3 separate regions of the Mus musculus genome follow, and all the other regions are linked to region 1. A link is a loop called in an ENCODE intact Hi-C map of the cell type or tissue named here. Cell type or tissue: heart. All regions are shown on one strand.

Region 1 (8,000 bases):
TACTTTAAAATTATGTAATGAGCAATATCTCAATAATGTTATTAATAAAGAAATACTAATGACAAGTGTTTATCTCTTCCTAGACCCATGTTTTAACCTGAGATACACCTACAGCCTTCAGTGGAGATCTAGGAGCCCAGGAAGCTACAGGCTAACTGTGCAGGTTTGCATGTGCAAATCACTGAGGCCTTTCACCGGCTGCAGAGAGAGAGACTGAATGGCCAGCATGCCTGGGCAGGGCTGTAGAGTCCTTCAGCAGTCTCCAGGAGGTCAGACTTTAAGACCATCGATGAAAGACTCTGCACCCACACTAGAAATGTTTTTTACAGTAAGGAAGAGAAAGTGAGGAAACAGAAAGCAGGAGCCGGCAGAGCCCATCTTACATGTAAGTCTGGTTTTCAGTTCTGTGTGAAGGGTTAGATGAAGCATATAGATAGCTGAGGAAGCTGTCAGCCCATCCTCTGAGAGCCTCCTCAGTCTGAGCAAACTGGCTGGACCATTCCAATGTACCTACCTTAAAATCAATTCACACATATACTAAAGGTGCCATTATTTCTATGCTGACATGACTACTGTCAACTACATAAACAGTGACAAAAAGCTCATGGAGCACAAAGCTCTAAACACACTCATGGGAGCACACAGAGGACTGGGCAAACTGCTTGTAGGGCTAGGCTTATTTCTGTAAATTAAGTTTCATCAGCACACGGCGGCCCCCATTCACCTCCACATCGTCCTGGGCTGCTTCCTCACCACAGCTGCCATTAGGAAGAGTTGACCCTTTGTATCGAGGGGGGATCAGTTCTCGGTGCCCCTGAAAATTACTACCTATCTACATTTAACTTGTGCATACCTAGTGTACTTTAATTCACCTATATATTAATGTGATATCCAATATAAAGCAAAAGCTATATAAATAGTTGCTACAAGGTGTTGTTAGGGAATGAAAACGAGAAAAAAAGTCTGGACATATTAAGTACAAATTATTTCTTTTATCAAATGTTTACCTTCGGACAGAGTTGGAATCGCATAGATAAAGAGAGTCAATTGTTGTTGCAACATAAACATGTGAACTGTAACAACAACAAAATATTTGCTGTCTGGCCTTTTTGTTTTTGAGATAGGATCTCTCTCTGCATAGCCATGGCTATCCCACACTCAGTATGTAGACACTAAGCTGACACAAACTCCCAGAGATTCCCCTCCTTCTGCCTCCCAAGTGCTAGGACTAGATGTGTGCACCACCACACCCAGCTATCTGCTTTCATAGTAGATTTTCTGAGCCCTGGTTAACAACAGCATTGATCAGTTTGGTTCCTTTCTGGAACCAAATCTGGCAGTGAGTCCTGCCTGGTTACCTGTCTGAATGCTCTGTGCTCTCTCACACAACACTGGCTGATCTGGGGTAGGAGCAAGAACGTCTCCCTTCCCATTCGCAGGGAGAGCTGGGCCCCCTTCTTGAGACTTGGGTGCCCCTTGCTTTGTAGTCCTAGGGGTCTGGCTGCCTAATCGAGGTTTCTTCTCTGAAGGGCCTTGAAGAGCTTTGCTCCTGGCGGCAACTTGGCGGCCTTCTTTCCGTTTGCCTCGGTTCTGAGTGTGGCCAGAGGCCTTCTGCCTCGTCCTCTCTCCTGATGCTTCTTTGGTCCCATTTCTTTTCACCCTTTGGAAAAAGCTGGCACAGAGTTCTTTGAAATCGTCATCTGACTCCTCCATCACTTGACCTGTTTTAAGGTTTCCGGTTTGTCTTTAGGGGAGTGAGGACCGACCTGGAACCATGTCCACAGATGAGGAACTCGTGTGTGAGCCCACTCAGGCCTTCCCACGCCTCTGACCTCACTGCAGCTCAGCAACTCTTCTCTCTGATTTACTCGGAGACTTTGTACTGACCTCCTCTCCATGTGACTTTTATATCTTCCTTCAATTTGGACCCGTAGCTAAATAAGTTGTTTAAAAACTTCACAAGTGAGAGAGCATTTTGTTGTCCAACAGCTGCCTCTGAGATAGAACACATGTGAACTCTGTGATCAGGTGATTCTCCAAGATCTCCACAGTGATAAAGGGCGTAGGTTCATCTAATTTTATATCTGTGGAAAACCAAAAGCATCTAAGTATAATTAGACAGCTACTGCCATTTTATGTCATTTTTTCCCACGGTGTACAAGAGGATGTCAGGTATGAGGAAAGTCTCCAAATACAGTCTGGTTACAAGTACACTTGTTCCACAGGATGTCCCAGTGCAGAGCACATCACACACAAGACATATCACACACCACATAAGCACGCACACACGTGGTTTTTACTGAAATTGGAGAAAAATATGAAGAGCAGCTGCCACACAGATATATGCTCCCCAAATACAGGGAGCTTATCTCGAGTGGCCTCAGGACTCCAGCTGTCACCTGATCAGCTTATGGGACAGTCAGCAGATGCTGCAAAATGATTGAAATAAGGAGAAAAAGGATATATATATCCTTGTACATTCAGGAGACAGAAAGGCCACCTTTTTTCTATTCTGAGTCCATAAGAGCTCTCTAAGCTGCCTGCAGAGAAAGGCTGGCTCTTACAGGCATGAATGTTTATTAGGGCAAACAGTATATTCTAGTTCAAAATCAAAACTGAATAATCTGGGTCTGGGGAAACAGCTTGGTGAGTAAGGGTAAGTGTGCTTACTGAAAAGGACAGGAACCTGAGTTTAGATAGCCAGCACCCATGTTTAAAAAAAAAACAAAACCAGGTGTGGAGGCACTATTGTAGCCCCAGTGCTGAGGATGGGAGGGGAGATAGAGACAGGAGTATTGTTGAACCTTGAAGGTTGGCCAGACTACTTGAAAATTTGCAAGCTCCTGAGAGACCCTGTCTCAAGAAAGCCAACAGTGATAAAATAGTATACCCAACATTCTCATCTGGCTAACAGATGAGAATACACACACACACACACTCTCACACCTCCCTATATAACCCAATGACAGAAATCTATTCATTCCAAATACATAGTGCAATAATCTTATAGACGTCTCCCCTACTCCTTCACATGGGCTCTTTCCCCCACCTCACTCCATGTTGTCACACATGGTTGCCACAGTGACACCTGTCACAGCTTATAATCATTTGCAGGGCATAACATTCATTGAAAGCTTATATGCCCAATGCTATGCTAATTGCTTTTCAAATCTTTAGCCCATTTAATCCTTACAGCAATACTATATAATACAATCTACTGTCAGCTTTTCCTTATGGTGAGGAATCAGCCACAAGCAGTGTAAGGAACCGTTCTGAAGTAGCAGGGCAGTGTGGCTCCAGGGTATCAGAGCCTATGTTTCTACTCACTCAATTATCTGTTAGTGAAGTTCAGCATATCAGTTAGATAGACATTTATTTACCTTGTATTTTCTTTGGGCTATCTGGTACCCAACTTATAACAAATGCTAGGCAACGATCTGTTGAATTCATAAACTGCAAAGAGTTTGATACAGGGGGAAGACAGTGAAGAGAAATGGTAGCAAGGAGAGGCCTGCAGTGACAGAGAGGTCAATTCAGTTCTCAGGGACCTGGAACGTTAGGCAAAAACAAACTGAATTTGATTGTGCTAGATGTGCAAATCTCTACGACACATTAGCGTTGAGTCCCCACATCTCTCCTGACAATCAAGTCATAAGTCTGTCCTCTCTGGGAGGTGCTCCACCAATATCTGCTGAACGACATAACGGATTCCACCAGGCTGCCAGCTTCCAGGTAGGGGAATCCTGCCTCCTCAGCATCCTACCTGCCTACCAGCTCCTAGCAGGAATTAAGGGAATGAATGGATTCGGGCAGGGTGGACCCTCCCGCCTACCCTTACGGGTGACCCACGGAAAAGGACTGGGCCTGCCTTGGGAAACGTCCTGACGGCCCTAAAACCAGACAGAAGGTTCTGATCGCTGGGCTGTCCCTACCTCCCTCCCGGCAGGCGCTGCCCCCGTCTACCCGGTGCAGCTCCTGTCACTCCACCGCGGACCGGTCAAGATCGGGCGTCCGGGGAAGGCTGACAAGACAGACGGCTTCAGGCCTCGCAGAAGAGGGGAAACCGCGGGAAGTGACAACCCCCACCACTACTCCCCCGCACCGGGACACTCTAGGCCGATGCCGAGCTCCTCCTACCTCCCGCGCTTCAGCCGCACCTTCTTAACGGAGAACCGCGCGGGGCTGCGCTTGCGCCCTGAGGCTTGCGAGCAGAGAATGACGAGTGCGCAGGCGCATGATCTGCGCGTGCGCAAGACTATGTACGTGGTCCGAGTTGGGGAAGCGGGATGAGGGTCGGCTTCCGGTCTCTCAAAGCAACTACAACGTTTCCGGGCAGTGTGAGGTCACACGAGCTAGCAGTGTAGTCTTGCTGGCTGCGCGGTGATAGCGCTCGCTCCATGAATTCTGTTAAGTGCTGAGGAGCTTCGGGGTGAGGGTACTGATGGTCGCGTTTAATGAAGTGTGGTAACGGGGAGTGGCTCGGCGATTAAGAGCAGTGGCTGCTTGTCCAGAGGTCCTGAGTTCAGTTCCCAGTTCACAACCATCTCTAACTGAGTCCCGTGGGTATCTGATGCCCCCTTCTGGTGTGTAAATGTACATGTAGACATATGCATAAATAAATGAGAAACCGTGTGGTGGCATCCCCTCATGGTATGTGTGTGGAAAAAGCATCAGGCACAGGCTTAGTGCCTGGCTAGTGCAGCCCTAAGGGCGGGAGGCCCCAGTGGGCTCATATTATGGGTTTCAGCGTCACCCGGAGGTCCTAGGTAGTAGCTGACTTCTAATCTCATGTTAAAAGAGCAAGAGGCAACACTCTAATCTAGGAGTCAGGAAGAAAATGACTAGTAAAGAGAGTGAGGACCTTGTACGATGACACAGTTGGGATCTGAGCGTTTGATGAGTCACAGAACACTGGGAACATTTGAAGGAGTAGATCTGGAAAGAAGACCACACTTTTGTATTCTTAGAGATATAAAGTAAGATATTGCTGTGGTTTGGGTTTTTTTTTTTTTTTTAAGCCAAGGATAAATTATAGGATGCAGTATGTTGAGGCCTGCCCACTCTGAGGCATCCCTTCCCCCTGAGGTACGGGTATAGTATATAATATAACAGGTATAATATAGAATAGAGTTTATTTGGGGGCATGGGAGGGGGAATTGAAAAAGGGTAGGTGAGGAGAGGAACAAGGAATCGAGGAGAGAGGCCAGCCAGGAATACATGGAGAAAGAGGGGAGAGGGGGGATAAAGGGATCAGGGAGAGAAGAGAGTCAGAGAGAGAGAAGGGGCAGAGAGATCAAGGAGGGGTTTGGTTTGGTTTGGTTTGGTTTGGTTTTTGGAGACAGGGTTTCTCTGTATAGCCCTGGCTGTCCTGGAACTCATTCTGTAGACCAGGCTGGCCTCAAACTCAGAAATCCACCTGCCTTTCCCTCCCAAGTACTGGGATTAAAGGAGTGTGCCACCACTGCCTGGCCAAACAGTCCCTTTTATAGCAAGCTAGTCCTACCTGGTATTGCCAGGTAACTGTTGGGCAGAGCCTAGAAGGAATGCCAACAATTGTGAAATCCTTTTAAAATATGTTTCGGGGCTGGTGAGATGGCTCAGTGGGTAAGAGCACCCGACTGCTCTTCTGAAGGTCCAGAGTTCAAATCCCAGCAACCACATGGTGGCTCACAACCATCTGTAACAAGATCTGACTCCCTCTTCTGGAGTGTCTGAAGACAGCTACAGTGTACTTACATATAATAATAAGTAAATCTTTTAAAATATATATATATGTTTCAATAGATCCTTATCCACAAGACTCTACAACTATCATCAATATCAAATTCTAGAAAACTTTATAGTCTCAAATAGAAACTTCTTGTTCTCATTAGCAGTCAGCCCTAGTCCCTCCCCACACCCCAGCCCCTTGGTAATCTTCTAAGTTTGTGTGTTTATATAAACAGGATCATAAAATTGTTTGGCTTGCATAAGTGAATATTTCATTTTTCCTATGGCTGAGTAATCTGTTGTAGCATACACTACATGTAAGAATGGTATCTGCTCTGGGGTGAAAGGGATGAAGGTTCCTTGCACCCAGAACTCCACAGTGTCCAAAAGGTCTTCTGGCAGATGTATCAGGAACAAATGGGGCTGCGGTGGAGAGAGCGCTTACATCAGAGCATCCTTGTTCAGATATAAGGAAAGAAGGTGTGCTAAGTAAAACATTTAAAAGGCAGAGTGAAAACGTAAGGATGAGGATAAGAGGGAAGAAAGGAAAGACCAAAGGAAGGAGCCAGAGTGTGAGGATAAGGGCCATGTCCTTGTTACTGAATTTTTGTCTGGTTCCTAGGTCTTTAGGCACCATCTGGAATAGTTGTAGCTGTTTGCGAGCCCCAAGAGACCAACCTAATGTAATCACATTAGGGTCTCTTTATTATAAACTCGAGTTTAGGCCTACTCACCACCATCCCTGCTGCTGATGCAGCAGGACAATGGTTTAGTGACGCCCCAAACCTTTGTACTGCCAAAAAACATTCATGAGCCTCAATTGACCAAGGAGCCGATTTCGATGCTACTGCATTGGGGTCTCTTTATTCAAGCTCAAGCTTGGGCTCCTGCCAACCCTGACAAGGCAGGAAGGTGGATCCCTGAGCCTAGTTTTAGGCAAGCATTTATAGAGGCTAGCAGTATCTAGCCCCGTACACATCTGATGGGGGTGGGGTACATTTTGGCCTTTAACATAATTGGCTGTGCTGGGAGCCAAACCATAAACTTTTGTCTTCCTCCTGATTGGTTGTGGTTAGGAAGTGAAGTACCAGGGGCAGGCTTGTAACCTGGGGGTGTAAATTTATTGGGGAATAATCTGGAAACTGGATGCAGGTTTTGTTAGGAGGTAGCCTGGAAGCTGGTGCTAGGTACCGACCCACCTGTTGGTTCACTTGAGTTCAACCTTAGGTCAGGTTCTCTAAGATGGAGTCTGAACCCAAAAGATTTGGTCTCTCACCTTCATTGGGATAGGAAGTGAGAGTAAGTGGGGTGGTGAGTGTCTAGTCTGGCAAGCATCTAATAAAATAACTATTGTAAGCAGACAGGTGGGTGTTCTGAAACAAGACTATGAACAATCATAAATGGTCTGAAAGTAAACATCTGAAACAATCAGACTGACCTTTGATTGGCTGTTGTTAGGAAGTAGTTAAGGAGTAACTCTGGGGTATGGGTCAAGGACAAGTCATGGGGTCCTTTCTGATACTTGGGTGTAACTTGGGTTTAGCTGTAGACCAACTTTTTAGGCTTTTTTTTTTTTTTTTGATGGAGTCTGATCTCAAGATAGAGTAGGTTTGGTCGCTCAGAACCATCTGGATCTATTGGTATGGAAGCAACACTGTTCTTAGAGGAGGGCACAAATCTCATCTTTAGCAGGGGTCAGAGATAATCCTTTCAAGAATGGAATACTACAGCAGCCAAGAAATCAAGTTGGTCCCAAAAGATAACTGTCCTGATCTGAATTTCCAAGAGCTGGTGAAACAGAGGTTATTTGATAAAAAGTCTTGTAAAAGTAACTTTTGTTCTCCTGATGTAAATGTCCTCTTGCAGGCTTCCTGTCTCACTCTGCTGACCTAGACCTGGTCCTGGAAACTTCAACCTCTGTACAATCTTATCTAGGCCTAGAATGTTTTCAGTCTCTCAGATTTACTGCTGAATAAGCTCACCCGTTTTATTCTTTCTGAGATCTGGCTGGCTGGTACAACTCAGCTATTCTGGCTCAAACTCCTCTCCACACTGCCTAATTCAATCCAGCTTCTCTCTGCTTGGTCTCAAACTACTGTGGCAATCTGGCTCCCTCTCATTGTCTGTTATTTTGTCTCCATCTCTCTCTCTCTCTCTCTCTCTCTCTCTCTCTCTCTCTCTCTCTCTCTCTGCCTGCCACCTGTCTCTACACAGCTATCCCAATAAAACTGCCTCCTATCTCTGCACTGCCCCTCAAGTAGCTTTGTTTTCCCCTCCTCTTGAGAGTTGGC
Region 2 (8,000 bases), 94 kb before region 1:
CAGCTCATACCAGCACTGTCAGCTCTCAGCTTGGAGGTAGGACCTGGGCCATGTGGGCAACTTTATAGTTTTCTCCAGTCTTCCTGTCCTCCACCTGCATCATAGCTTAGACAAGGCTCCAAGGGTAATTAAGTCACATGGTCAGCAGAGGCCTTGGTCATGTTAACAACCTGTGTGGGAATGTCCCTGGTGGATGTTGATGTTATCTGGAGACAATTAATTTAGGTGGTCACAGCCTGGGAGAAGGCATTACTGGGAGGCTACAGAACATCACAAGAAAGACTTGGTCCAAGTACCTGAAATCTAGTCCAGCTGAAAGAAACTTGTGCCAGTCCTGATGGGCTCCTGTGGGGCCATAGACTCATCTAAAACCTTGATGGGGACAGTGCGGGGTCCAGGCCAACACATCTGCATTGGTTGGTGTCCTGGTTCCTTCTTTAAACTCGACCCCCATTTCGTCCTTTGCCCCGGAATGCCATGTCCTGTTTAGGCCTATTGAGACCCTGCTTGCCTGCCAGAGCTGTCACTTTCAGCAGCCTCTCATCCACAAAGCTTCCCTGGACCTGGCTCTGACTCTCCATGTAACCCCTGGAATGGATGCAGGACTATGTTAACTGGATTGGCTTAATGACAAACAAACAAGAAGGTGCAGGCCTTGGCTTTTACTGAGATTAGACCTGAGGACTCCTGGCCTCTCAGGAACCCGATTCTCTGCTCGGCCTGACCTCCCAGGTACAAGTGGCTGACCGGAGTTTGGGCAGGCTGCAAGGGCATGGGCATTCCATTTCTTCTGTCCCTCTCATGGTTCTTCTTCCTTCCTCCCTCCCTCCCTCATGCTTTCCCCAGACTAGCCCAGGTCTCCTGCTGGGCAACTCTGGGGGCCATCTCAATGGGGAGGACTGCCGCTGGGACGAACCCTTCCTCAGTAACACTGGCCTCCTCCTCCTCGGCCATCCTTCCCCTCTTGTTCCCCAGCCCTGGCACTTTGGCTCCTATGTCCTCTCCAAGGCCCCAGAGCGGGTTCTCTTGCACAAGGGACACATGGTCTCCTCCAAGGCTCTCCAGGACCTCTTGGGCCTGAGTCCCAAGCCCTCGGGGGGACCAGACTGGGAGGGGACACCCTTGGCTGGGTCCATGCTGGAACTGGAAGCTGAGGAAAGAGGAAAGAAAAGTCACTCAGAGGGGCCCAATCTAAAACATTACCTTGGGGTCCTCGGCCCTTACAACCTTCAAGGCAGTGCCTCCTTGGCACTACTTCCTTGAAAGAACTAGTGAGGGTGAGGAAGGGATGTCAGTGGGTCAAACCTGAAATGTCATGAATCCTTCATTTATAAAATGAAGGAACTGAGGCAAAGTTGTCCAAGGTCCATCAAAATAGAGAGAATAGGAACCTAGAACTCCTATCCCAGATTGTCTCCTCTGCCTTACACATCCCAAAAGGCTTTTGCTGTGGTCCTGAGACTTCAAAGGACTTATTGTGTACATTGATGTTCTGAATCAATAGTGGGGCACACGGATTAAAAAAAAAATTAAACAAGATCTTGGCCCCTGGAGCATGACATTATTTTAGTGTGTCCTGGCCACTGCATCCTTTCCTAGTTCTTGGCAGAAGGCTAGGAAATGAAAAGGCCCATTTGAGTTCCCTTCAGTCTTTCTTTCGTGTCTTTAGTCCTGCCTTAACAGAGCTTACCTGTATTTCCCAGGCTGTCCCTGGGCAAGTGGGCTTCCAGAAGGGCTGAGCAATGGCTGTTACCTGGACCCAGGGTCCCCTGTGGCAGGTCCAGGGGCCAGGGTGAGCCTTCAGGCCGTGTCAGGCTGCCCCCAGCCATGAGCCGGCCTAGCCAGTGGCTTCCACATTGGCCAGCAGGCTGCATGTGGCCTGGCAGGTAGAGAGCCAGGCTCCGGAGGTGTCGCAGTCGGAAGTTCTTGGGCTTGCTTCCCTGAGCACTGGGGCCCTGCTGCTGCTGGGCCCCCAATCCTCCCTCATAGATGTTGGGTGGTGTGTCAGGGTGGCTGGGGCGTCCTGGGGCCCAGCTCACTGCATCTGCAAGAGAGAGAGAGAGAGCAGGAGGGTGATGGCCAGTGGGAACAGCATCTGGGGGAAATGCAAGTACCAACTCATACGTAGCTTCTACTCCCTGGCTATCCAGTCTTAGTTCCTGTCTATTCCCACTACTCCGCTGCTCCCCTAACAGAGGCGCCCAAGCAGCCCAGGACTTTGGCACTGAGATCCCGTTGAGCACTTCAAGCTCGTTTTGTGCTCTCTACTCTAAAAAGAGTATGCTGGCACCAGTGTATATAAGCACAGTGGGTACAAGAGGGCATGCCTGGCCCAGTCATATAGCCTAGATCAGGAGTTACTCCCTTCCCAAGCATGCACATCCCTGGGCTCTCCCCAGTAGCTTTGGGCCCAGGTTGGGACAGTGTGGCATCTCTGCTGCTGCTCCTCCCTGCAGCCAGGCACCTTCTCTTATTCGAAGCTCAGAGAATGCACAGACCAAGGCTTCCATGGAGGGCCAGTATGGTGGGGGAGGAGTGGCCAGGCCTTCTGTGCAGTAGGGCCTGCTCTCCCCTGTCTAGGGGGTGGATCTGCAGGTCTCCCATAGCAACTGGTCCTTATGATGTCACAGTAAAGACTAGTCTTCCTGGACCTCCTAGTTTGGGAGAGTATGGTATGTCAGGGGCAAGGAGGGAGGCGGGCAAGGGAAGAGACCAGAAACCTAGGGTAAATTTGTTGATGTTAGATTCAGAGCAAGCCACATAAGACAAATTGGCTTTGGTATGCTGGAAAGTCATTCGCTAGGCTTCCTCATTTGTGGCAGGGAGAACGAGGATTTGGAGAACAAACCTGTAGAGATCTGAATCATGCTGAGAAGATGGTTCTGGGTGACACTTGTCTAATTATCCATTTTCTCATAGGTTAAGCAGTATGTAGATAATGCCAATTTTTTTCCTGTGCATTCTGACAAACTGGAACAATTATTCTGCTGGTAGAAATATAAAACTACAGGTTCTTTAGAATCTTAACTCCACCACAACTCTGTTTCATTATAGAAAATTTAGTTCTAGGTTTTACATCTAGGTGTATGAACCATTGTTTTTTACATAGATATTAATTTGCTATGGATTGCTCATTGTTTCAAAACCATTTGTTGCAAAGACTGTTCAAATGCATTGTCCCCCATGTTAGACTAGCCACGAATGTATGGCCCTACCCCACATATTTTTGTCCTTAAGTATCTACTCTTGGTCAGTACCACCGTGTTCTAGCCAAGGGCACCTTTACTTCTTGCACCTACCCATTTTCCTTATCGCCCACCCTTCCTGGCACAGCTCTCCTCTCTCCAGCCCTGCTTTTGTCGCGGTTGTCCTCGACTCGTAGCAGTCACCAAGGAGAGTTCTCTGTAGAGCCTGTGCTGACCCTGACACCCTAGGCGTGGTACACCAGCACTACCTCGCTCCACAGTTTCCAGGGCAACCTCTGGCGCGCGAGTCTGGGCGCCAATTTCCGGCTTGTCGGGAATACTGACTAGCTGTGCGTGCACAAAAGCCTTCCGGGTACAGGTCTCGAATTCTGCCCAGGGTAGGGTATCTTCGTTCCTGTCATTCTGTGGATACTTTATGAGGCTTCGACTGCGGGGTTTAGCTATGCTTTTACAAATACAAAGGAGACTCGGTCACAAAAGGTTATAATGTGCTCCATATATCAGTGAGGTAATGAGAGTTCCAACGGGACCAGAGCCAAAAGCGCTCTCTGAAAGACTATGACGTTGCGCAGCTCGCAAGGTGCTTGGCGCCACCTGTTGGTCTGTGTCCTGCGCTTGCGCTCACCACCCCTCTTCGCTTCCTGTCCTGTTTGGCCTGGTCCGCACGCTGTCCAAGGCCTCTGAGCGTTGCTATAGAGACCGGAGAGCGCTGGGCCTGCGAACTCTACAGAGACGGGCAGCGGCGCCCCAGTGGACTCTTGGGGACCAGAGCGCCATGTCTTTCCGCGACCTCCGCAGTAAGGCTGCACCCGGCTTTCCCGTGGGCTTCCCAGGATCTCGAGACTCCCCTGCCGGACCCCTGCCAGAGCCGTGGGCCCAGGCAGGCCGTGGGTCCCTGGGCCAGCCAGGGGCTGACAGAACTTTACAGCACCTTTGGAAAGTTCGGTCCGTCACTGGCCACGTGTAGCTAGAACACTGGGAATGTGTCTCGAGCCGCTGAAGAACTGAATGTTTAATTTCACCTCATTTTATCTCTGGTTGTCACGGCCACATTTGCAGCCGCATTAGAAAGGTCTTGCGGAAATGGAGACTTCTTCTGCATTTAGTTTGTAGAAAGAACCAGTAAAGCCGAGGAAGTGGCCGGATGAATGGATGGCTAGTGCTGCTAGGTTGTTTTGTTCATTTTTGAGGGTTTGTTTTGTTTGTTTGTATGTTACAATCTGTCACATGCTGTCCTCTATGTGGGCAATATTTCATTTACTCCTAGCAGGTTTGTGCCCTGGTTAGAGATGAAACAGGCAGCAAGAGGTCAAAGTAATTGAACGAGTTGCTTTAGAGTTTGAATCCAGCTTGCCTGAATGCCAAATACTGGGCAGAGAACTTGGCTAGAGAGTGGGGAAGCAGACTACTCTTACTCGTTATACTCTTTGGGGGAAACATCCTTTTTGTGGCAGGTGATTATATTTCACCCTTATTGTTCCTAGTTTTAACTGCAAGTTAAGTAGTATAGCTACCCCTGGTTCACACAGCTAGAGTGATGGGACTGTGTGACCTAAAAAATCTTACTTCACTTACAGAAGAGTAGCAGCTATTAGGGTCGTGTTGTCTAGGGTTTGAGGGTATTTGAAACAGTGTAATTATGACTGTCCCACGTAGTTTTTGATGAGGCTGGCACTTTACTGGGATCATTGAATAGTGATCATTGTACTGGAAAGAATATTTAAAAGGAGTATTTCAGAATTTATACTGATTTATATTTTTTTACCTTAAATAAATGCTGTATAGTGTGTAATCTATGAGACTGTCACCATTTATAACAGTGGAGAACTTGATAGCTACTACTTAGCTAAAAGGAGTGTTTAGGCAAAACCTGACTTTTTTCATAGAGGTATAAGGAAAAGCTGCAATATAAAGGGTATACATATATGGGATATATGTGTGTGTGTGATATAAGGGAAAGAAATAAGGGAAGGATGCTTCCTATCTTTCTACCATCTCTTCGTGACCTAGCAGAGTCTGCCTGCCCTGCTTTGTTGCCCAGATAGATTGTTTGGAATGCTGAATGTACATTTTGAATACCCGTAAGCATGAGTAGACATTACATTGCCAGGAACCATGGTCAAGATCTCAGCATATTGTAAGAACTCAGAAATGTTGGTTGTTTTCTTGCTTTCTTGCTCTCTTTTACTTGTTTTTCAAGACAAGGTTTTTTCCTGTCTTGAACAACAGCCCTGGATGACCTAGAACTTGTTTCATAGACCAGGTTAGCATCAGGTTCACAGAGGTCCATCTGCCTCTGCCTATGAGCACTGGGATTAAAGGTATGCAGCACCACGCCAGGCTTGGTTGCTCATCTGTAAGCCTCGCTTTCTTCATCATTGTTTTCTCCTTTCTTTCAAGCAGTGTGGCTTTGTTTTAGTTGCTCCCAACTTAAAATATTACTGTTTACTAATCTTTGGTTTTTCGAGACAGGGTTTCTCTGTGTAGCCCTGGCTGGCCTGGACCTCACTCTGTAGACCAGGCTGGCCTCGAACTCAGAAATCCGCCTGCCTCTGCCTCCCAAGTGCTGGGATTAAAGGCGTGCACCACCACGCCCAGCTTGTTTACTAATCTTTTTTTTTACAGTAAATCTAAATACTGCAGATAGTTCAGCCATTCTCTTATTAAATTTTCTCTGACTATAAAGTAATTGATCTTTAAAATTTATGTCATGAAAATCATATATGGTCACTGGAGGAAAAAAAACAATGTATAATCTTGTTCTAACAACGTGTTTTTCTCATGTTTTATGAGGCTAGGTAATTTTTATTTTGGATAGCAAAGAGGCAGCTACCAGAGAGAAATTAAAGCCCCAGCTAATACCTACGCCCCATTTCTCCAAAGGAAATCTACTATCGTTGAACTTGGGTGTTTTTCAGGTGATGGATTAGATATTGTTTCAAATCTCCCCTTTCCTTTCCCCATTCTAGAATTGATGAATTCAGCACCTGGAGTTGAGAAGACCTGATAAGAAAGGAAAGCATTAGATTAACTGTTTTCCAAAAGGAGATGCTATTTGACAAGGACTGACTGAACTGTGTTTTATATTGCACAGATTTCACCGAGATGATGAGAGCCTTGGGGTACCCACGCCATATTTCTATGGAGAATTTCCGCACACCCAACTTTGGGCTTGTCTCTGAAGTGCTTCTGTGGCTTGTGAAAAGGTTAGAATGCATTTTATTCACACCTTGGTGTGGATAGTTGGTTTCATTCAGTAGCTAACTGGAACTTCTAATGCAAAGGAAGGCTACAGTGAGGTTTGCATAGGATGGACTTAGCTGTAACTTATAAAGAGCTGCCACGCACGATGGTGCAAGTAGATGTCTGTTAGTTCAAGGTCAGCCTGGCCTACATAACAAGTTCCAGGAAAGCCAGGGCTGCGTAGTGAGAGACCCTGTCTCTTTCATTTTTAAGAGATGAAAGAAATGACGAGCGTTTGAAGAACGTTGAGGAGGTGACTGTCATCATGAGAGTGTTGGTACAGCCTCCACTTCAACCCTCACACAGAATCTCAGGGGCCTGCTCGCACACTCAGGATATACTGTAGTAGATGTATTATAAATATGGCTGGAGAACTGGCTCAGAGGTTAAGAGCATGTACTGCTCTGGCAGAGCACCGGACCTCATTGGGCACTGGTAGTCACGCACACATCCTTACACACAGACCTACACACGTACACATAATTTAAAATAAACTAAAAATCCAAAACAAGACATAATGGAGATTTTTCATTGTGTTAAAAGCCTTGTATTAGGATTGACAACCTTTTGGGTTAAGAACCAGATAGTAAATATTGTATGAGTTGCTACACTTAAAATTCAGTCTACATGAGATATCTGTTGAATATTCTTCAGTTACAGGCAGTTGGGAGCCATCTGACATTGATGCTAGGAACTGGACACAGGTCCTCTGGAAGAACAATATATGCTCTTAAACCAGTGAGCTGCCTCTGCAGCCCATTTTCTTTGCTTTTAAAGTGTAAAAAGTATTCTTGTCTTTCAAACTGTACAAATACAAGGGTGAGAGTCTCAGTCTTCTGAGCCTTGGCGAATTGTTAGTAAATCCAAGTAATTTCCACAGCTCTGCCACTCCTTAAAGTGAATTATTTAGCCCTCGTGTCTATCTTGGGCCAAGGACTATCAGCTTGAGTCACGGTCTTGGTTATTTTCACAAAAGCTAAACATCTGAGCTAGATTTAGTTTGTGGCCTGGGTCCCATACTTGGTTTGTTTACACTTTACTATTCCTTTTCGGGTGTTCATATGCACACATGTGGAGATCAGAGGACAGTATTGAGTTGATTCTTTCCCTCTATCTTTACACAGGTTCTGGGGATTGAACTCAGGTCTCAAGGCTTATAGAGCAAGCCCCTTTACCCTCTAGGCATGTGTGTATACACATACATGTATGGATTAATGCTAGCTACAGCATACACGTGAAGGTTCAAGGACAGCTTGTAGTTGGTTCTCCTCTTGCACTCTGTGAATCCTGAGTGCCAGGCCTGGTAGGCGACCCATTCACCCACTGAGCCACCCTGTGCTCCAAGACACGGAATCTCAGGTGTGGGTTGGAATTTGCTCCCTGGTTATTTTGTTTGCTTTTGAAGTTTCTGCTTAATCATATTTCTTTGGATGGAGCCTGGAGAACCTCACCTTAGCAACAGTCAATCATCCACTTTCTCTTTAATGGACACTTTTTTTTTTTTTTTGCTTTTGTTTGTTTGTTTGTTTGGGCAGGGTTTCACTATTTAGA
Region 3 (8,000 bases), 260 kb before region 1:
CCTTTTTTAACCTGTGGCATGACAGCAAAGTGAAGAAAGAAGTGATTGTGCAGGCTGAAGCAAAAGAGAAGAGGAGACAACAGGGAATCCAGGGAAGCTAGAGGAGCAGAAATAAGGAATGCTCGGTGCTGGAAGAAAAAAAGCAAGGGATGCTGAGAGGGTGGCATTGGCAGGAAGTGTCAGGCTGAACGATGTCACTGACATTTCCGCTCAGTGGATCTGCGATGTCCACCTTCTGATGACTACCGCCACCTCTGGGAGGCCTGCTGTGCCGACAACCCAAACGGGACTACTGCATCCCAGTGTAACTCTCATCAGTATTCTGAGTTACACAGGGAGACGGAAGGAGGAGAATATAATCAGGGTCAGGCAGCAGGGAGCAGCCACGACGAACTGAACCTCGAACATCTGTACAGAAACATATTTATTACTACATAAATGGTTTGGGGGGTAAAACAAGTCCCTCATACCAAAGCCCCTAACCTATAAGTTTCCTGAAGAAAAAGATACGGCCCTACGACTTTAGTTCTTACTGTCTGCAGCAATAAATAGTGTAAGACATTCCAGGTGTGCCAGGACAGTCATGTGACCAAAGTCATGCAAAGGCTGGAAAGCTCCTTCAGAAAAACAACTCTATAGATAACAGAAAACACTCCTTACTTCAGTGATTTATTCAAGGTCAAAGTACTTCTAGAAAACAACCATTCACTCTGATGTCTCCCCTAGACACCGAAAAACCACTATTCCGCTCTAAATGTTTACTCTGGGTATGATGACTCTACTAGAATTCCAGTACAAGTTCTGTTCTCAGTTGTGGCTAAGAGTAACATGTACAATAAAGCATCTCTTTTTAATGTTTCAGGTAAAGAATTGGAAATAAAAAGACAAGACTATGCACCCAAGACATGGGTATGAGCATCTCAAGAGAACTGTACAGGGTTTTGATGACAGCTATATATGATTTTATGGTTTTCTAAGTTAATTTGTTCAAACAACATAATTTACAGTAGAATAGATTAAGCAAAACTTTAAAAATAAGCATACAACACATGGTGGTGCATTTGGTTTTGGACAAGGCCTTTTACAGCTCAGGCTGAGCTTCTGATCCTCCTGTTCAGGTTTTCCGAATGTTAGGATGAGTTACAGGCATGTGGCCATGGCCAGCTTCTGTAAATTTTGTTTTTATTAGCTGTGTTGAATTTTCTGACTTCCAGCCAGATCCTGATTTGAGAACTTCTCCCCTTCTATGGCCCCTCAGTTTCCCATCTTTTGGTCCTGATTCAAGCTCACAATGTGTGCAGAGCATCCGTTGGTACTTTGTTTAGTTCCTCACCCCCCATTGTAAGAACTGGTAAAATGTTACTCCAGACCAGCAGGGAAATCTTAGTGAGATCAGATAAACTGTCTGAGAGCACCTCGTGCACACTGGTAGGAAAAGGGGCTTCAGCGTCAGTCTACAGTCCCTGAGACAGGAATGTCCAAACTACAAGAAGATGATCACAGGGGATGCTTGGCTTCACAAATCTTTTTATAACAAGATTTGTTTTTATGTATATGAGTGTTTTTGCTAGACCAGAAATGAGGCAGTACAGGAAAAAAAGGAAGAGGAGACCGACCTCAACGAAAGCAGAATCGTCCTTGAATCAGAACAGTTGAAAACCAGGAGTTTCTCCTCACTAGTGGAGACTGTGCTCCATGGCATTGGGGATTTGGGCGTTTTGCACTGTAAGGATGGAAGATTCCATCTGCAGGCCAGTTCTACCTGCAGTCTGAAAGTGGTAAATACCAAAAGGAGGATCATAGGAGAAGCTTCCAGGATCCTAACAGCCAAGTCAACTTTCCGGAGTTTCTCAGCCCATCAGGTCATTAACTATTCAATTTGGACTACAACTGCATATAGGATACCTGGCATGGATGGATGCCCTTGGGGACCAATAGAGAATGCTAGATCCCCTGGATTTGAAGCTACAGAAGGCTGTGAGCCACCTTCTGTTGCTGGGAACAGAACCCACCCAGGTCCCCTGGGAGGTCAGCTACTGCTCATAACTGCGGAGTCATCTCCCCAACCCAACCTCCCAAGTCTTAGCCAGCTTTTTCTGAATGAACCTATACCAGCCCATGTGCTACCTAGTGTCTAGATAAATAGGCATTTGCCATGGCAGCCTGTGGGCTTTTGTACCTGTGATGAAACTACACACAGTCATCCAAAACAGACCATTTTTATTTCCACAGCCTAAGCTTTGCTACAGGTTAGCTGTATGAACTTAGGCCATCGACTTAACTGGCACTATTGGGAACAAGCAAAAGAAACTTATTCTAAATACTACCATTTTCTTTTTAGGTCATAGGACCTAAATTCAAGGTCCCAGGCTCTCGTGGAGCTGAGGACTTCCCAATAGTTAAACAGCTTCTATTATAAAGAAACAGTTGTCTGAGTCCTGACATCTCAGGGACAACTTTTAAGTTGTCTGAGTCAAGACATCTCAAGGACAACTTCTCTATCTTGCTGGCAGGATCAAATTAAGTTCATGTTCCCAGGCCCAGGCCCCAACTTCCATCCTGATTGATGGAAACTCCCTTTCTCAACCCCTTTTGTCAAAATGATTGGACAATGCTACCACCCAGCCCAGCCCAGCCCAACCCCCTTGCTTTATTGTTTCCTTTAAATATGCTGCACAGCATCCCCTCAAGGTCACAGTTCAGCTCATGAGTCTGTTCTACAGCCCTGATCAATCAGTAGCAGCTTGATTACAATAAATTTTTGGCATCTGCATTGACCTGGTATTTGAGTTATATTGGGACCTCACGACGGCACTCCATGCCATAACCACAGGACTTACTTCATACCATATCTTCAAAGTTCTATTTCATGTATGAATGCTGAAGCTCTGAAGGGAAAGATACCCTGGCAATCGGGAACCAAAAGTCGTGCCGCACGACAAACCTCATTCAAGAGACTCATTGGGAAGGAAAAATCCAGAACATCATTCTCAGCTCAGGAAAGAAAGCAGGGAACTGAGTGGTAGGCAGGGTTTATACAAGATTTCTTAATCTTCCCACCACAGCTTTCCAGGGTGAGGATTGGTAGAATTTCACTGAGCTTGAAGGAGATCAGAGACTGATGAGTTTGCTCAGGGCTTGAAGGGTTTCTATACCAAGCTCCAGGATTAGTGGGTTTTTCTGTTCAGGGTTGGTGGGATTTATTTATTTTTATCTTTTTGTCTTGTAGGGTGGGGCCAGGCTACTCTTCCTCCTCGGGCCAGGGAATGACAGTAACAGCTATTATTAAACAACTATTAGGGTTAGGGACCATTAAGGAAGTCAGAGGTGGGAGGGACCTGGCTGCTGGAGCTCCTGGTGGCCATTTTCCTGCCTCAAGGTCTTACAAAGTATAAAAAGTTCACAAAGGGAGACCAGAGCAAGGAAGGCTTTCCCTGCCTCTTGAGTTGCAATGAATAGACAACAATGTAAGCATGTGTCCAATAAGTGATTACGGGTTTTCGTGACACACTCCTAGAATCTGCAGACTCCACCACCTGTCTGTGACAGCTGCAGTCTCAGGCCTGGGCTATTCTCTCTTCAAAAAATAAGGAAGTCCGCCTTGGTGTTTCCTTTTCTTCAACCTTCAGGAAAATAGTCAGAGCCGATGATTATGCTAATCCTTAGACCTGCTCTGGGAGATGGCAAGAGCAGTTCATACCCAGAGCGTTCTTCTGGGTCGACCAGCCACCTAAAGATGGAGGACTAGGGACCATCGCTCACAGGGAGGCAAAAGCTCGGGCACGGGTATGTTTATCGTAGCTCGACAATCCATTTAGACCTGCTCAAGCCACAGTGCAGGCGCAATAACAAGGGCGCGCCATGGACTACATTTCCCACCAGCCCCAGGCAGCTCGAGCCCTGGAAGCACAGTCTATTTCCGGTTGTAGGTCTCCGGAGTGTTGGGATCGGCCTTCGGAAAGGTTTTCTTTGTTAAGCTTCTGGGCCCCGACATGACACTCTAGCGCCTCTGGACTCTGGTTCAAGCGTGGCTGAAGAACTTACCTTTTGGCAAACTTTCCTATGCAAATCTGAGCCAGGTTGTCCCCGGGTCACATCCGCCCAGGGATTCCCACCCCTACCGCTTCCCCACCTGGAGGCCCCGCCCATTGCGTAGCCCCGCCCCTCATCCCCATCCGACTTGTTCCCCTCCCGCTCTTTTATGCAAATTTTCCTTGTCCTGGGTGGACCGTGAGTACGTGGTGAGACCCGACCCAATGGGAGACAGCGCAAGGGAAACGTGAACCGGAAGTCCGTCCTGACTAGCGGCCGTTGGCTTATGACGCCTAACTCGCGTGCTGAGGCTTGCGACCCGGGCCCTGCGACTTAAGTTCTGTGCGGGCCTGAGAAGCCGGTCAGGTGGCGACGCTGCAGGCCTGATATTGCTGAGATTGTGACCTGGGTTCCTCCGGCGGGATTTGGAGCCCGGAGTCTCTCGGTTGCTGCAGCCGTGGCCTACTGCTGTACAGAACCCAGGGCGTCTCTCAAGGCGGACGTAGCTGGTGTCGGGACCTAGGCTGGTGTCGGGGCATGACTATGGCTGCGGGCCCAAGCTCGCAGGAGCCAGAAGGGCTCCTCATAGTGAAACTGGAGGAGGACTGTGCCTGGAGCCACGAGGTACCCCCGCCTGAGCCAGAGCCCAGCCCGGAGGCCTCCCATCTGCGATTTCGACGGTTCCGCTTTCAGGACGCCCCGGGTCCCCGGGAGGCCCTTAGCCGGCTTCAGGAGCTTTGCCGCGGGTGGCTGCGGCCGGAGATGCGCACCAAGGAACAGATCCTGGAGCTGTTGGTGCTGGAGCAGTTCTTGACTATCCTTCCCCAGGAGATTCAGAGCAGGGTGCAGGAGCTGCGCCCAGAGAGCGGCGAAGAAGCAGTCACTCTTGTGGAGCGTATGCAGAAAGAACTTGGGAAACTGAGGCAACAGGTGACAGCTGTTTTACCCGTGGTTTGGCCCGGAAGTCATTGTGCTAGCCTCTTCTGTAGTCGAATATACTTGATCGTCCTGAGTACACTTTACAGGAAGGAGAGGGATTTTTTTGTAGCTTATCCTTTCCTTCCAGATTGTTCCCATATGACGACAGTAGGAAGTGAGGAGCACTTCCACCAGTATTTAGTTATGTAGTTAGAAAGCTTCTCACAGGCCTCGTGACTTTGGGCAGACTACTTAATCTGTTTCGTCCTGTTTTTCTGTTGGCTAAAGCACTGTCTGGGAATAATTTTGAGGACTTGGAGAAAAGTATGTCGTTTGGATGACACCTACTGCCACTGCTTTGAGGGGTTTGTTTTGTGACAAAGTCTTACGTAGCTCAAGCTAACTGACTCAGTGTGTAGTTGAGCTTGGCTGCAGAACAGTGGTGGTCCTCCACCTTCAGTCTCCCCAAATTCCGAGTTCTAGGGTTACAGGCAGAGTCTAGATATGTAGCCCAGGCTTAAACTCGAGGCAATCCTCCTGCTTCAGCCTCCCCACTGCTGATTCCCACAGGCATGTGCCACTATCCCAGGCCTATATTTAGTGGATAACACCCAGCATATCTTAGTCAATAGTTTGCAATACAGAACTGGATCTCTGCTAATTGAACTCTGAAAAACAGCTAAGCACCGAGGGGCTATGGTCGCAGCCTGATAAGTTCACCTTATCTAGTAGTGAAACGTGGAAGCATCTAGAACAGGTGAGTGTGATCGAGCAGAAGTGAGGAGTATCAATGGAATATGTTGAGAAAGTGTGCATTGAGAGTGGACCCTCAGTTTTCTTGCTCCATCCCTCCCCCATTTTCTGCTACCACCTAAAAAGCCCTTAGCATAAAACATCTTCTTGGCCAAGACCAAAGGGATAGTCTGTGGTTCTCTGTTGAGGGTGTGTCCTAAGAATCCTGTACTAATTTCCAATTCTGTCAGCCCCGTTGTGATGATGAGTGATGTGGGTTGGTTCCCAGGTCACAAACCAAGGGCGGGGAGCAGAAGTGCTTTTGGAGGAGCCTTTGCCACTGGAAACAGCAGGAGAGTCACCGAGCTTCAAGCTGGAGCCAATGGAGACTGAGCGAAGCCCTGGCCCCAGGCTGCAGGAGCTGCTAGACCCCAGCCCCCAAAGGGACTCCCAGGCTGTAAAGGAGAGGGGTGAGGAACAGTTATCTGGGCAGGTGGGAGGGAGGAGGGGCTCTGGGATTGCCACTCACCCTAGCAGAATGTGGTACAGGTGCCAAGGAGAAAGAATTTCTGAAGTTAAAGTTCTCAGTTGTGTTCTGAAAAACCTAAAAGTGGTGGTATGAATTCTGTAAAGGTTGGATGGGAGGAAAGGGGAAGCTCTTAGTAAAGCCATTCTGTGTACAGAACAGGCAAATTCTAGTTAGCTGATTGATGTGGGGTGTATGGTTAGAACCCTGTCGGCCAGGATGGAGGATGGCTCACATGCCTTTACTATAACCCTGTTACTTTAGATCACCTTAGCACACCTTTGCTACTTTTTGTTTACTGTCAATCCTAAAAGCTGAGACTTGCAGTTGGGGAATGCATATTGTCTTATAATCTGGGCTGCTAAGATTTGGTGTTACTGTTCTCATTATAATTTCTGTTATCTTTAGCATTATCCGCTCCCTGGCTCTCTCTCTTCCCTCCTGAAGGGAATGTGGAAGATAAGGATATGACTGGGACCCAGGTGATGTGGAAGTTCTCATTGCCTTTCCCCAGAATTTTCCTTTTCTCCTCTGCTTTTAGGGTGGGAGGTTCCCCTATGCTACTAGAAAGATTTTTTTTTTTCTGATCAGATATCTCCCTTATTTTCTTTGTCTTTTCAACCCATCATTTGTAGGCTTCCCCCATGACATGAGTTTTCTTGGCACTCATGTGTTTTAACCCATTTACTATGACTCTGCTTGAATTATTCTTAATGCGTTACTGCATGTGATGCTAAAGGAGATCTTGTTATTTCAGTTGCCCGAGAGCCTGGAGGACATGGCAATGTATATCTCTCAGGAGTGGGACCATCAGGATCCTAGTAAGAGAGCTCTATCAAGGTATATGGTACAAGATAGCTATGAGAACTCGGGGACTCTAGGTAAGAGCTTCTCGTTCTGGGATGATATTTATGACCAGACTATCCTGCTTCTTGGACATACACACCTACTGGACATGAGCTCTGAGTTTTGTCAATAACCCCACTCCTTACTCTAACATTTCTTATCCTAATATTCAGATAAACATCTGCCAAATGGCACAGTTGATAGACTTAATGGTATCCTTAGACTGTGTTTCCATTGTTAAGAGTTTAAAGCAGAGAGTCTGAACTGGAGAGAACTTCCAAAGGCAACACAAATCCTCAGCTTCTCTATGTGTATGAAAATTCTCATAATAAAAAAATGGAGGTAATGGAAGGTAGTGTGGACAGTATGATTGGTTATATTGAAGCATACAGCAGGAAGAAATCACACTGCTGGTGTTTTCCTCCATGTTTGTATGAGGCTACTTAGAGCTGTGAATTCACCTGCACTGATCGTGCAGAGCTACTGCTGGCTTTAGTTTTCTTTGGGATCTCCTGGGTTACATCACTTTCCATTGCTGTACCAGCGATGACGAGAGATTAGATTGCTGGAGCTGAGCTTCTGTTTGAGTCTGTTTTGTTTGCGGTTGAGTGAGTTGTTGGCTTCTCTATTTAGCATAGCACCGGTGGATTTAAAACTTTTAATCTCATTGTCTTCTAAGAGCCCAGGTTCTTTCCCAGTTGATTTCATGGTTTTTTTTTCCCCCCAGAGTTTTACAGTTAAATTTAGTTCTACCTATAAGTAGCCAACACTCTTATTATAGTAAGTTGATTCTCAAAGAAGTGATTATTCTATTTTATTTTTATTTATTTATTTTATACTTATTTGAATTACAAAGTGTATATTCTAGTTTTAAAAGTTCAAGGTTTTTTTTGGGGGGTTTTTTTTTTTTTTTTTTTTTTTTTTTTTTTTTTTTTGGTTTTTCGAG

The links. Peaks named below come from ENCODE experiments on the same cell type or tissue, not always from the same donor. Only the 100,000 strongest peaks of a DNase experiment are listed, where the experiment ranks them.
Region 2: a loop joins it to region 1, with 8 times the contacts of the local background. A loop is called at or near these places in 12 of 42 quality-filtered maps.
Region 3: a loop joins it to region 1, with 3 times the contacts of the local background. A loop is called at or near these places in 8 of 42 quality-filtered maps.

Annotation. Positions count from the first base shown.
Region 1 is chr16:3,999,595-4,007,594 of GRCm38, forward strand. It overlaps Slx4 (SLX4 structure-specific endonuclease subunit homolog (S. cerevisiae)), which reads right to left and starts at 2,084. Exons shown (of 15, transcript NM_177472.5): 1 at 1,767-2,084. The coding sequence starts at 1,776. In heart, a CTCF peak has its summit at 4,587 (motif pointing left); a DNase peak (open chromatin) is centred at 4,237; H3K4me3 peaks cover 1,988 bases; H3K27ac peaks cover 1,275 bases.
Region 2 is chr16:3,905,151-3,913,150 of GRCm38, forward strand. 1700037C18Rik (RIKEN cDNA 1700037C18 gene) reads right to left here and starts at 3,539. Exons shown (of 3, transcript NM_028484.2): 1 at 3,300-3,539; 2 at 1,691-2,044; 3 at 648-1,150. The coding sequence starts at 3,303. The coding sequence ends at 993. Cluap1 (clusterin associated protein 1) reads left to right here and starts at 3,859. Exons shown (of 12, transcript NM_029738.2): 1 at 3,859-4,003; 2 at 6,301-6,412. The coding sequence starts at 3,982. It overlaps Gm41410 (predicted gene, 41410), which reads right to left and starts at 3,503. Exons shown (of 4, transcript NR_153801.1): 1 at 3,455-3,503; 2 at 1,754-2,044. In heart, a CTCF peak has its summit at 3,787 (motif pointing left); DNase peaks (open chromatin) are centred at 2,501, 3,491 and 3,861; H3K4me3 peaks cover 1,874 bases; H3K27ac peaks cover 1,398 bases.
Region 3 is chr16:3,739,806-3,747,805 of GRCm38, forward strand. Zfp263 (zinc finger protein 263) reads left to right here and starts at 4,294. Exons shown (of 6, transcript NM_148924.3): 1 at 4,294-4,962; 2 at 5,972-6,152; 3 at 6,617-6,690; 4 at 6,966-7,089. The coding sequence starts at 4,570. In heart, no CTCF peak of the experiment used is centred here; DNase peaks (open chromatin) are centred at 3,876 and 4,236; H3K4me3 peaks cover 3,278 bases; H3K27ac peaks cover 2,138 bases.